Regions from separate parts of the Homo sapiens genome. Here region 2 is linked to region 1. A link is a contact called in ENCODE Hi-C data. All regions are on one chromosome and are shown on one strand. The core of a region is the stretch at or near the end of the contact, and the rest is flanking DNA. Distances in the headings are between cores, read along the strand shown.

Region 1 (5,865 bases), core at 2,969-5,468:
TGGCCTCAAGCGATCCTCCCAACTCAGCCTCCCAAAGTGCTAAGATTACAGGTATGAGCCATCACGCCCAGCCAGGAACTCACCACTACAAAAATTGTTTTAAAAATACATTAGCCAGGCCAGGCACAGTGGCTCACACCTGTAATCCCAGCACTTTGGGAGGCCGAGGTGGGCGGATCACGAGGTCAGGAGATCGAGACCATCCTGGCTAATACGGTGAAACATCGTCTCTACTAAAAATGAAATAAAAAAAAAATAGCCGGGCGTGGTGGCAGGTGCCTGTAGTCCCAGCTACTCTGGAGGCTGAGGCAGGAGAATGGTTCGAACCCGAGAGGCGGAGCTTGCAGTGAGTTGAGATCGCACCACTGCACTCCAGCCTGGGCGACAGAGCGAGACTCTGTCTCAAAAAAAAAAAAAATACATTAGCCAGGCATGGTGGTGCACACCTGTAGTCCCGGTTACTCAGGAGGCTGAGACGAAAGGATTGCCTGAGCCTGGGCGGGCAAGGATGCAGTGAGCCATGATCACACCACCGCACTCTGGTGACAGAGTGAGACCCTGTCTCAATCAATAGATCAACCACATAAAACAGAGCAATGTGGGGAACACAGAACAAAGGAAGCAATAAATGAAATTCCAGCAAGTCGTCTTGAGGATAGACTAAAAAGACTATACCATTATGAAAAAGTAAGTATGTTCCTGAAATGCAAAAGTCATGAAGGACAGCTAGAATAAACACTAGCATTCAGGGCATTCCTTGAAATTTTAAGGAATTACTTCTGAATAAAAGAACTTTACTAGACAAGTAGTCAACACATGAAAAATCATACCCCAAAAGATGTCGTAATAGAACTTGAAGAAAGGTTTAGATCCATTTGTGAGTGAAAACTCAGAGCTTATTAAATTGAATAATAATAATAATAGACAACACATTGTTTCAGGCACTGTTCTGGCATTTTTACATAAATAACTCATTTAAGGCCAGGTGCAGTGGCTCACGCCTGTAATACCAAGCTCTTTGGGAGGCCGAGGTGGGCAGGTTACCTGAGGTCAGGAGTTTGAGACCAGCTTGTCCAATATGGTGAAACCCCATTTCTACTTAAAAAAAAAAATTAGCCAGGCCTGGTGGTGCATACCTGTAGCCCCAGCTACTTGGGAGGCTGAGGCAGGAGAATCACTTGAACCTGGGAGGCGGAGGTTGCAGTAAGCCGAGATCGCGCCACTGCACTCCAGCCTGGTCAACAGAGTGAGACTCGGTCTCAAAAATAAATAAATAAATAAATAACTCATTTAGTCCTCAGAGCAACTCTGTGAGATAGGTCCTAGTATTTTCCCTGTTTTGCACATGGAGAAATTAAGTCTAGAAAAATTAAGTAGATCTGTCCGAGATGACATTGCTGGTAAGTTAGTGGAGTTAGGATTCCAAGCCAGTGGGTCTGGCTTTAGAGCCTATACTTGTAACCGCTATTCTACACTGCCTCTCAAGGGAAGAGAAGGTTATTCACCTTTAATAGCTGGAAACCAGAGATTGATATGACAAGGCTAACCAACAAACTTTCTGTGAAAGACAGAATACTGGCTCAGCCCCACAGTTCTAACCCTACACAACAAGGCGTGGGGGAATTAGCTAAACAATCCTTTCAATCCTACTCTGCTTTAATCGGAGAAATGGGAAACTGGATTGATCAAGACTTGAAAATGAAACAGGCAATTGCTGAAGAGCATTGGTTCATTCAAAAAGCGTGCATTTGCTTCTTGTTAGATAGCCATAGAGTCTGTTATGAAAAGTTCAAGTTTTGGCCAGGCACTGCAGCTCACGCCTGTAATCCCAGCACTTTGGGAGGCTGAGGTGGGCGGATCATGAGGTCAGGAGATCAAGACCATCCTGGCTAACACGGTGAAACCCCATCTCTACTAAAAACACAAAAAATTAGCTGGGCATGGTGGCGGGCGCCTGTAGTCCCAGCTACTAGGGAGGCTGAGGCAGGAGAATGGCGTGAACCCAGGAGGCGGAGGTTGCAGTGAGCAGAGATCGCGCCACTGCACTCCAGCCTGGGTGACACAGCGAGACTCTGTCTCAAAAAAAAAAAAAGAAAAGTTCAAGTTTTTCCCCCAGGCTGCCAGCATGTTCTGTGGCAATCCTACCTCCACCAGCTTTGGAAAGGAGGGCAAAGGAGAAGCAGAGCTGAAAATCAAACAAGTGATGGCCATGCCCCCTTAAAGGACCTTAGATCCTTTTCTATTAAATACATATACAGAGAGGGCAAACTTGCAAAACCAAAAGAATCCTTGGGCATAACAGTGGCTCCAAGTGGCAAGATTTTTAGTACTGTTTACAGCACTGGCAAATTAAATGTCCTATAAGAATCAGGAACAGAGCCGGGCACGGTGGCTCACGCATATAATCTCAGCACTTTGGGAGGCTGAGGCGGGCAGATCACTTGAAGTCAGGAGTTTAAGACCAGCCTGGCCAACATGGTGAAACCTATCGCTACTAAAATTACAAAAATTAGTCAGGTGTGGTGGCAGGCACCCGTAGTCCCAGCTACTTGGGAGGCTGAGGCAGGAGAATTGCTCGAACCCGGGAGGCAGTGAGCCGAGATTGCGCCAATGCACTCCAGCATGGGCGACAGAGAGAGACTCCGTCTTAAGAAAGAAAAAAGAATCAGGAACTGAGGACACCCTTCAATCCCAGCCTGTGGGCATTCCTAACACAAAACAATTCAGAGAAACCCAGACCCCAAGATGCCTTAGTATTTCAGCAAACTAAATGTGGTAAGGCAAGAAAGGAGAGGCCCTCCTCTCGAGACACTTGCCAAACTCCAGAACACCTGACAGTGAGAAGGCCAGAATCAGTCCTTGTTATCTCCCATGTTTTACAATCAAGACATCTTCTTCCTGAATCATTCACACTGCTAATAGAAACTGGTATGGGGGAACACACCAACTCCTTTAAGTTCAATTCTTGTAACAGACGTGCAGAATAAGACAGTAAGAAACACTAAGCGGTGGTCTTCTGCCTCTGAAGGAAGTGAAATACTAGTAAGTTGCTGAAAACTCTTAGAGGTGCTTCAAGGAGATGGGAGAGGAGGAATGAGGCCCCAAGTTGAAACTATTTTCTTCTTCCTCATTCTAATCCTAACTAAACTCAAAAATGTATGGATGACTAGTGGAGTCACACAGGTTCAATACAGGCTCAACAGAGCACACGATTTGGGGCATGTCACAAACCCTTAGTATTCATTTCTGTGAAATGGAGGTTAGTAGCCTGCACTTCATAAAGGTTGTAGTGAACACTAAACGAGATAATAGATGTAATTTGTGCTCAACATGACACCACACAGGCAGTTAAATGTAAGATGTCTCTTAGCCCTTTTCTCCTCACCCCACCCTACCCCACCTTTGGACTATAAACCCCTTCGGAGACCTTATCATCCACTGCCTCCCGGCCGCAGAGGCACAGGCGTCAACGCTGGTCCTTATGGTCCCCTTATTGGAGTGGGATTTGTCTGAATCTGCAGGTGAAAAGCTAGAGCGGAGCCCTCGGCCAACAAAACCAAACCCAGGGAAGCGAGGATGGGTCCTCAGCCAAAAGCTTGGTGGCGTCTGTTAGTCACAGTGCGTCCCTTTCCTATCAACGCACTGAGAGGGCTCGACTAGATTATTTCTGACTATCCAACTTGACGAGAGAAGCGCAAAGGTGACCACAGATGAAGAGGCTGGCAGCCGCTCCAGGAGGCTGAGGCCGTGAGGGAGTGGGAACCCTAATGGAAACAGGCCCCTCCCCGGAGGGGACAGCCGGGAACGATCGATCTATCCTCTCCTTCTCAAGCCCTCGCAGCTCAAGGCTGGGGACTTCCCAAGGGTCCCGTCACCCTCCCCAACAAGCTCAAGTGGGACCAGAGGTGCTGGCAGGCGGGAAGTGGGGACCCGGGGGCACAGCCAAACACCAGAGCCCGGGCTCCGGAATGTGGTCAAAGAGGGGTCACCGGGGGGAGGGGCCGGGTGGGGAGGACCTGGGGAGGGGCGGGGCTCAGGAGGGGGCAAGAGGTCGGGGTCCCCAGCTTCGGAGACTCGGGGTCCCTACCCGGCTCCCAGCCGTATGCTGAGCGCCCCCTCCAGCCGGGGTCTCCGCCGCACAGCGGGGCAGTCCCACTCCCCTTACCTGGCTCGGCTGCTCTGCCTGCTCCGAGGACGCCATCTTTCTGAGGCCTGACTAATCAACCGCCGCTGGGCGAGGTTTCTCCCAGGCGCCCTCGCTCTCGCCCTCCCGCCCAGACTAAGGTAGCCGGAACAGAGCCTGTCGATGTAGGGGACTGGGGCAGAGGGGTGGAGCCCGGGTGTCCGGGTCACCTTGCATAGTTTCCGTTAAGACTCTGCTTTCCAGGAAGATCCCAAGTCTATATCTTCTTTGCGTTGTTATATGTGTATTATTCTGGTTTTGCTTTTTTTTTTTGAGACGGAGTTTCGCACTTGTTGCCTAGGCTGGAGTGCAATGGCGCGATATCGGCTCACCGCAACCTCAGCCTCCCGGTTTCAAGTGATTCTCCTGCCTCAGCCTCCCGAGTAGCTGGGATTGCAGGCATGCGCCACCATGCCCGGCTAACATTGTATTTTTAGTAGAGATGGAGTTTCTCCATGTTGGTCAGGCTGCTCTCGAACTCCCGACCTCAGGTGATCTGCCCGCCTCGGCCTCCCAAAGTGTTGGGATTACAGAAGTGAGCCACAGCGCCCGGCCCATATTATTCTTATTGAGTTAATCTCTGCCCATCCCCACAGTGCCATGGGCACATTTAGGGACTTGCCAATGGATGAATGCGAAGAAACTTGGAAATTAATTTTTAGACATCAGTTCAGTTCCATTCATTGAGTGCCTACTATATGCTAGGGACTTTGGTAGGCCTTGAAATAAAAACATTCAAGACTCAATCCCTACTCCCACGCCCAGGCCAAACACACTTACAATTACAGTATTATGGGGATAGGACTCGGATAAGTGTGCAGGTCTATTGGGAGAACATAAAAGGGGGCATTTTGAAGAGAAGAGGCTTCTACAAAACGTCATTATTTTACACTGGTTGAATTGTTAGATTTTTTTAATTGTTAGATTTTAAATTAAATATTGGACGGGAGCAGTGGCTCACACCTGTAATCCCAACACTTTAGGAGGCCAAGGCAGGAGGATCCCTTGAGCCCAGGAGGTTGAGGCTGCAGTGAACTATGATTATGCCACTGCACTCCAGCCTGGGCGACAGAGCGAGACCTTGTCTAAAAATAAGATAAGAAAATAAAAAATGAAATTATATGAAAAAGGATACATACATTAGAGTTAACCGCCAGCTCCTATTATAGTTGTGTTTTGATCAATATAGACTGCTTAAAAGGGATGACTTAATGAATAATTCCTCCTACTAAACGCTGTTTTAAATGTCTAAACTTTTCTTGAGATAATATCCAATTTCCTCTCCCACGTTTTTTTTGTTTGTTTTTGCTTTTGTTTTTGTTTTTGCTTGAGACGAAGTCTTGCTCCTGACGCCCAGGCTGGAGTGCAATGGTGCGATCTGGGCCGACTGCAACCTCCGCCTCCCGGGTTCAAGCGATTCACCTGCCTCAGCCTCCCAAGAGCTGGGACTACAGGCGTGCGCCATCACGCCCGGCTAATTTTTGTATTTTTAGTAGAGATAGGGTTTCACCATGCTGGCCAGGCTGGTCTCAAACTACTGACCTCAGATCATCTGTCCGCCTCGGCCTCCTAAAGTGCTGAGATTACAGGGGTGAGCCACCGCCCCCGGGGCCCTTGCCCACGTTTTTATAAACAAAATATGAGGTGGGAGGATTGCTTGAGCCCAGGAGATCAAAACTGCA
Region 2 (6,101 bases), core at 365-2,864, 1.4 Mb before region 1:
TCTTTTTTTGAGACAGGGTCTTACTCTGTCACCCAGGCAGGAGTATAGTGGTGTGATCTTGGCTCACCGCAACCTCCGCCTCCTGGATTCAAACATTTCTCCTGCCTCAGCCTCCTGAGTAGCTGGGATTATAGGTGCCCGCCACCACACGTGGCTAATTTTTGTATTTTTAGTAGAGGCGGGGTTTCACCATGTTGGCCAGACTGGTCTCGAGATCCTGACCTCAGGTGATCCACCTGCCTGGGCCTCCCAGAGTGCTGGGATTACAGGCATGAGCCACCACGCCTGGCACACACTTTTTTTTTTTTCTTTTGAGACGGAGTCTCGCTCTGTTCCCCAGGCTGTAGTGCATTGGCAAGATCTTGGCTTACTGCAACCTTCAACCCGCTGGGTTCAAGCAATTCTCCTGCCTCAGCCTCCTGAGTAGCTGGGATTACAGATGTGTGCCATCATGCCTGGGGAATTTTTGTATTTTTAGTAGAGACAGGGTTTCACCATGTTGGCCAGGCTGGTCTCAAACTCCTGACCGCAAGTGATCTGCCCGCCTCAGCCTCCCAAAGTGCTCGGTTTACAGGCATGAGCCACCATGCCTGGCCTGAAACTTCTACTTTTAAAAGTAGAGCTTCAAATCCAGCTCCATAGAGCATGGAATTGCGGAATCAGGGTACTTGAATAAAGTCTGAATCTCAGCCAAAGCCAGGGAGATTTGAAACCCAAGAGAAAATGCCAGGAAGCCCCGCTAGCTCTGATGAGGTCAGACGAGTGAAAGCTGTTCCTGCGGGTACCAAAGCTCAGAATGTTGGCAAAGCAGCATGGATTGTGGGAGGCTTGCCTTGGGTCCCATCTGTGGGTCACCAAAATGTCAACCTAAAATCATCAAAAGGGTTAGAATCTAATTTAAAGAGTGTTTATTCAAGCACAAAGTGTGAGGATGGACAATTCGGAAACACCAACTCCAAAGGAATGGTCAGCGTTCTAAAGTAGACAGAGACAGGGGAGTTTTTAGCAGGATTATAGCATTTTTCTTTTTCTTTTCTTTTCTTTTTTCTTTCTTTCTTTCTTTTTTTTTTTTTTTTTGAGACGGAGTCTCGCTCTGTCACCCAGGCTGGAGTACAGTGGTGTGATCTCGGCTCACTGCAACCTCCACCTCTCGGGTTCAAGTGATTCTCCTGCCTCAGCCTCCCAAGTAGCTGGGATTACAGGCACCCGCCACCACGCCCGGCTAATTTTTGAATTTTTAGTAGAGACGGGGTTTCACCATGTTGGTCAGGCTGGTCTCAAACTCCTGACCTCGTGATCCACCCACCTCGGCCTCCCAAAGTGCTGAGATTACAGGTGTGAAGCACTGCACCTGGCCATTCTTTTTTTTTTTTTTTTTTTGGCAGAGTCTCACTCTGTCACCCAGGTTGGAGTGCAGTGGTGTGATCTCGGCTCACTGCAACCTGCATCTCCTGAGTTCAAGAGATTCTCCTGCCTCAGCCTCTTGAGTAGCCACCACGCCCGGCTCATTTTTGTGTTTTTAGTAGAGATGGGGTTTCACCATGTTGGCCAGGCTGGTGTCGAATTCCTGACCTCAGGTGATCCTCCCGCCTCGGCCTTCCAGCACAGCTATAGGCGTGAGTCACTGTGCCCAGCCTCTTTTTTTTTTTTGAGATGGAGTTCGCTCTGTCACCCAGGCTGGAGTGCAGTGGTGTGATCATAGCTCACTGGAGCCTCAACTTCGCTGGCTCAGGTGATTCTCCCACCACAGCCTCCTGAGTAGCTGGGACTAGAGGCACTCATGCCACCATACTGGCTAATTTTTTGTATTTTTTGCAGAGACGGGGTTTTTCCATGTTGCCCAGGCTGGTCTTGAACCCCTGGGCTCAAGCCATCCGCTAGCCTCGGCCTCCTGAAGTGCTGGGATTACAGGTGTGAGCCACCATGCCGAGCCTTTAAAAAGTTACCGTAAATATATTTGACATTTTGAAATTCTGTGTGTCAAAAATAATCAAGCAAAAAGGTGAGCCTCCCACCAGAATCATACTTGCAATACACCAAAGGGTTAACAATTGTACTATATCAAAAAGCCTTACAAATTAATGAGATAAAGCTGGGTGCGGTGGCTCACGCTTGTAATCCCAGACCTTTGGGAGTCTGAAGAGGGCAGATGGCTTCAGCCCAGGAGTTCAAGACCAACCTGGGCAATGTGGTGAAACCCTGTATCTAAGAAAAAAAAAAAAAGAAAAATTAATGGGATCAATACTAAACTGCAATAGAAAATCATTGATAGTAGAGAGAAAAATTTTCCAGAAGAAATGTACATGTCTAATAAATATGTGAAAACCTGTTTGGTCTTACTAGTAATCAGAGGACTCCAAATACAAGCAACTCTGTATGTCACGTCCCATCTATTACATTAGCAAATACTTTTAAAATATAAAATTCAGAGGCAGCCATGTTACAGTGAAACAGGAACGCAGATGCCACAGGTAGAAATAGGAACTGGCCCAATCTTACTAAAATGTCACTTGATGATATGTATCAAGAGCCCTAAAAAAAGTGTTTTTTGAGACACAGTTTCTCTCTGTTGCCCAGGTGGGAGTGCAGTGGTGCGATCTTGGCTCACTGCAGCTTCTGCCTCCAAGGTTCAAGCAGTTCTCGTGCCTCCGTCTCCTGAGTAGCTGAGACTGCAGGTGTGTGCCACCATGCCTGGCTAATTTTTGTATTTTTAGTAGAGACAGGGTTTCACCATGTTGCTCAGACTGGTCTTGAACTCCTGGCCCCAAGTGATCCACCCACCTCAGCCTCCCAAAGTACTAGGATTACAGGTGTGAGCCACCGCGCCCAGCCTAACAAAAGTATTTTAACAGTTAATATATGTCAAGCCAATAATTTCACATGTGGGAATACATCCTAAGGAAACAGAAATGTACAAAAATGTGTGCAAAGAAACACACTTTTTTTTTTTTTTGAGACAGAGTCTCATTCTGTCGCTCAGGATGGAGTACAGTAGTACAATCTCAGCTCAACCTCCACCTCCTGGGTTCAAGTGATTCTCCTGCCTCAGCCTCCTGAGTAGCTGGGATTACAGGCATTCGCCACCACGCCCGGTGAAATTTTTTTTTTTTTGAGACAGAGTCTTGCTCTGTTGTCCAGGCTAGAGTGCAGTGGCACTATCTCGGCTCACTGCAACCTCCACCTCCCAGGTTCAAGCGATTCTCCTGCCTCAGTCTCCTGAGTAGCTAGGATTACAGGCACCAGCCACCATGCCCGGCTCATTTTTTTGTATTTTTAGTAGAGACAGGGTTTCACCGTGTTAGCCAGGATGGTCTTGATCTCCTGACCCCGTGATCCACCCACCTCAGCCTCCCAAAGTGCTGGAATTACAGGCGTGAGCCACAGGGCCTGGCCAACAGTAATTTTTATAATCAGAAGAATAAAAGAACAATGATATTGAAAAGAGAGGGAAAGAGAGAGAGGGAAGGGGAGAGATGCAGAGCTTACAAACAAGGGCATCTGACTGGGGAGGGGTCAGGAGCTGAGAGGGGAAGATAAGGGCCCAGAAGTGGAAGGGGGTCTTGCTAAGGCCCATTACATGATGTCACCTGGGCCCTTGGGGGCTGCAGTTTGCAGTAGCTCAGGAGGGCATGCCTCAGCCCTGGGGCCCCACCCCTATTCTCCCGGCTCTCTTCTCTCTTGCACCATCTCTCCCCATTTCCAAGGAAGGTGGCTGCCCCTGCCAGATGCAGACGCATTGCACCGACCTCATTGTCTAGCTTTAACTAACTTGAAAGCAAGGGATAGGAGGGAGGAAAGGAACAGAGTCCCCTAGGAATGTTAGAGGCAGGGGGATGGGAAATTCTGCAGCCCAGCTGAGAGTGGGAGCCCGTTGGTTTGGAGGGGATAAAGCATAAGACCAAAGTACAAATAATGATCCGATGGGCCAGCCTGTGATGCCTGCTCAGAGGCACTAGAGTGGTCCCAGAGAAAGCGCTAGAGACAATTTTAGGAGACAGAAAGCAGGATTTGATCACCCAAGGACAGAATCTGAGGCAAGGAAGAGCTGGGGGGCTCTGTGCCGGTCTGAGCCCTTGAAACAAATCCTACATAGGGGATTGCTACGGGGCTAGCGGTCTCAGGGACTCCAGGGCTGAGTCCTGGCCGTGAACCCCGCGGGCGCCCGCATTTCAGCACCGGGGACAGGGGCCGACCTCGGATCCAGGTGGGTCCTCAGATCCACTGGCGGCTCCGTAGCTCCACTAGTTCCTGGCCCCCTCCCTGGCCAATCTCAGCCCGGGCAGTTCCCTTGGAGACCTCCGTGGCCCCTCCATCCTGGACCCCCCTGGTGCCCGTGCTGCGGCTCCCGAGCACTTGGCAGGTGATGCGACCCGCGGAGCCAACCTGGAGCGCCCTCGGGTCCCGGCAGCCAAGATGGGCTCTGCGATCTGGGGTAGGGGCAGGAGAAGACCTAGTCTCCCCACCGCCCCCCACGTTTGTCTCAGCTTGGACAGAGTCTTGCCCTCCGGGGATGGCGCAAAAAGGAAAACCCCGAGGTGAGAGCAGGGAGGCAGCCAGAGGCACTCTAAGGAGAAGCCGGGGCCAGCACAGGTGCGGGACGTTGTCCCTGCCCGCCCAAGCGCATGGCCCTTCCAGAGACACCCCCTTTCTCAAGCGCAGCCCCGACCAGCCGCTCCCCGCCCCTCCCCACGCCCTGACCCCGCCAGCTTCCATCGCCCCAGGGCACTGGGAGCCAGAACATGGACCAGGGCAACCCAGATCCCCGAGTCAGCCCTCCCATGGCCCAGCGGCTCCAGAAATTCGATACAGCCCCCCCCACCCACCCCAGGCGACTTCTAAATCGCCGGCAGAATTCAAGTCTCTGGCCTGAACTGTGCCCGGCTGGGCCTCGGCCCTCCCACCGCTCCATGGGGGCTTTTGCGGTGCTCCGTCTAGCGCTTTGCCTCTGCCAGGCTTAGGCGTCTGGGCATCCCGGAGAAGGCGGCTTCCTATCCCGCCTCTGCGTCCCCACTCCCTGTCCCCAGGCCATCTCCCACCCACTAGCCCGGTTAGTGCTCTGCCATCCAGGTGGATAGAGCGGGCCAAACACAGGCCTCGGGAATTTACATCATTTCACCTTGGCTTGGGAGTGCACGATGTGACTCCGCAATAGATTTACTTTCCTTTTTTTTCTTTTCTTTTCTTTCTTTTTTTTTTTTTTTGAGACGGAGCCTCGCTCTGTCGCCCAGGCTGGAGTGCCGTGGCGCGATCTCAGCTCACTGTAACCTCTGCTTCCCGGGTTCACGCCATTCTCCTGCCTCAGCCTCCCGAGTAGCTGGGACTACTGGCGCCCACCACCACGCCCGGCTAATTTTTTTGTATTTTTAGTAGAGACGGGGTTTCACCGTGTTAGCCAGGATGGTCTCGATCTCCTGACCTCGTGATCCACCCGCCTCGGCCTCCCAAAGTGCTGGGATTACAGGCATGAGCCACCGCGCCCGGCCTTGAGACAATTTTTTTTTTTTTTTTAAGGCTAGTGAAGGAAAGCAGGGAATGGAGAGGGAACAAAGAAATCTGCAACTGCTTGTGATTGAAAGAAAAGCTCTTGCTGTTTTTGGTCTAAAATCATCTATTTTACCTATATTTAAAGGAAATTTTAGCTGGATATGGAATTCTGCATTCACAGGGTTTTTATTCTTTTGGCAGTTTAAAGTAAGTGGATATATTCAATTATCTTCTTGTCTCTGTTATTTCTGATAAAGTTAGACATCAGTCTATATTCAAATTTCCCTACTTGTTTATGAAACGACCTGTTAGAATTGATTAATTCAAATCAGCGTCCTAAAACGATCCTCACAGTGCATTTGGTAATTATATCATTTCAGCCTTCTTTAATCTGAACGACTCTTATTCCCCATCACCTTGTGTGTGTGTGTGTCGGGGGGAGGGGGGGCACTGAAGACTTTTGAAGGACTGGATCAGTTACCTATCCTATGGAATATCCCTCATCCTGAATTTGATCTGATTTGCAGAATTTCTTCCTGCAAATTTAATTTCTTCCTATGCCCTCTGAACTTCCTTTAAACTAGATGTCAGATCGGCAACCCTGATTAGATTCCATT

What was found. A loop is a pair of places that touch in the nucleus more often than their neighbours do. Pooled maps may share reads with other maps.
Region 2: a map of GM12878 shows a loop between it and region 1 (9-fold over the local background). The contact joins the enhancer-like site here to the promoter of PEX14 in region 1. A Hi-C loop is called at or near these places in 1 of 168 maps with a recorded cell type or tissue (GM12878), 2 of 37 single-sample maps with no recorded cell type and 9 of 50 pooled maps.

Annotation. Positions count from the first base shown.
Region 1 is chr1:10,473,303-10,479,167 of GRCh38, reverse strand. PEX14 (peroxisomal biogenesis factor 14) reads right to left here and starts at 4,218. Exons shown (of 9, transcript NM_004565.3): 1 at 4,166-4,218. The coding sequence starts at 4,201. RefSeq lists a silencer at 3,962-4,131 and enhancers at 4,132-4,321, 4,144-5,109.
Region 2 is chr1:11,897,129-11,903,229 of GRCh38, reverse strand. No RefSeq gene overlaps it. Among named protein-coding and RNA genes, the nearest start is that of RNU5E-1, 8.0 kb to the left of the region's middle. RefSeq lists an enhancer at 3,841-4,392. Within about 2 kb of position 1,614, at least 3 of the 41 ENCODE cell types and tissues checked have a DNase peak (open chromatin) inside an H3K27ac peak, as active enhancers do.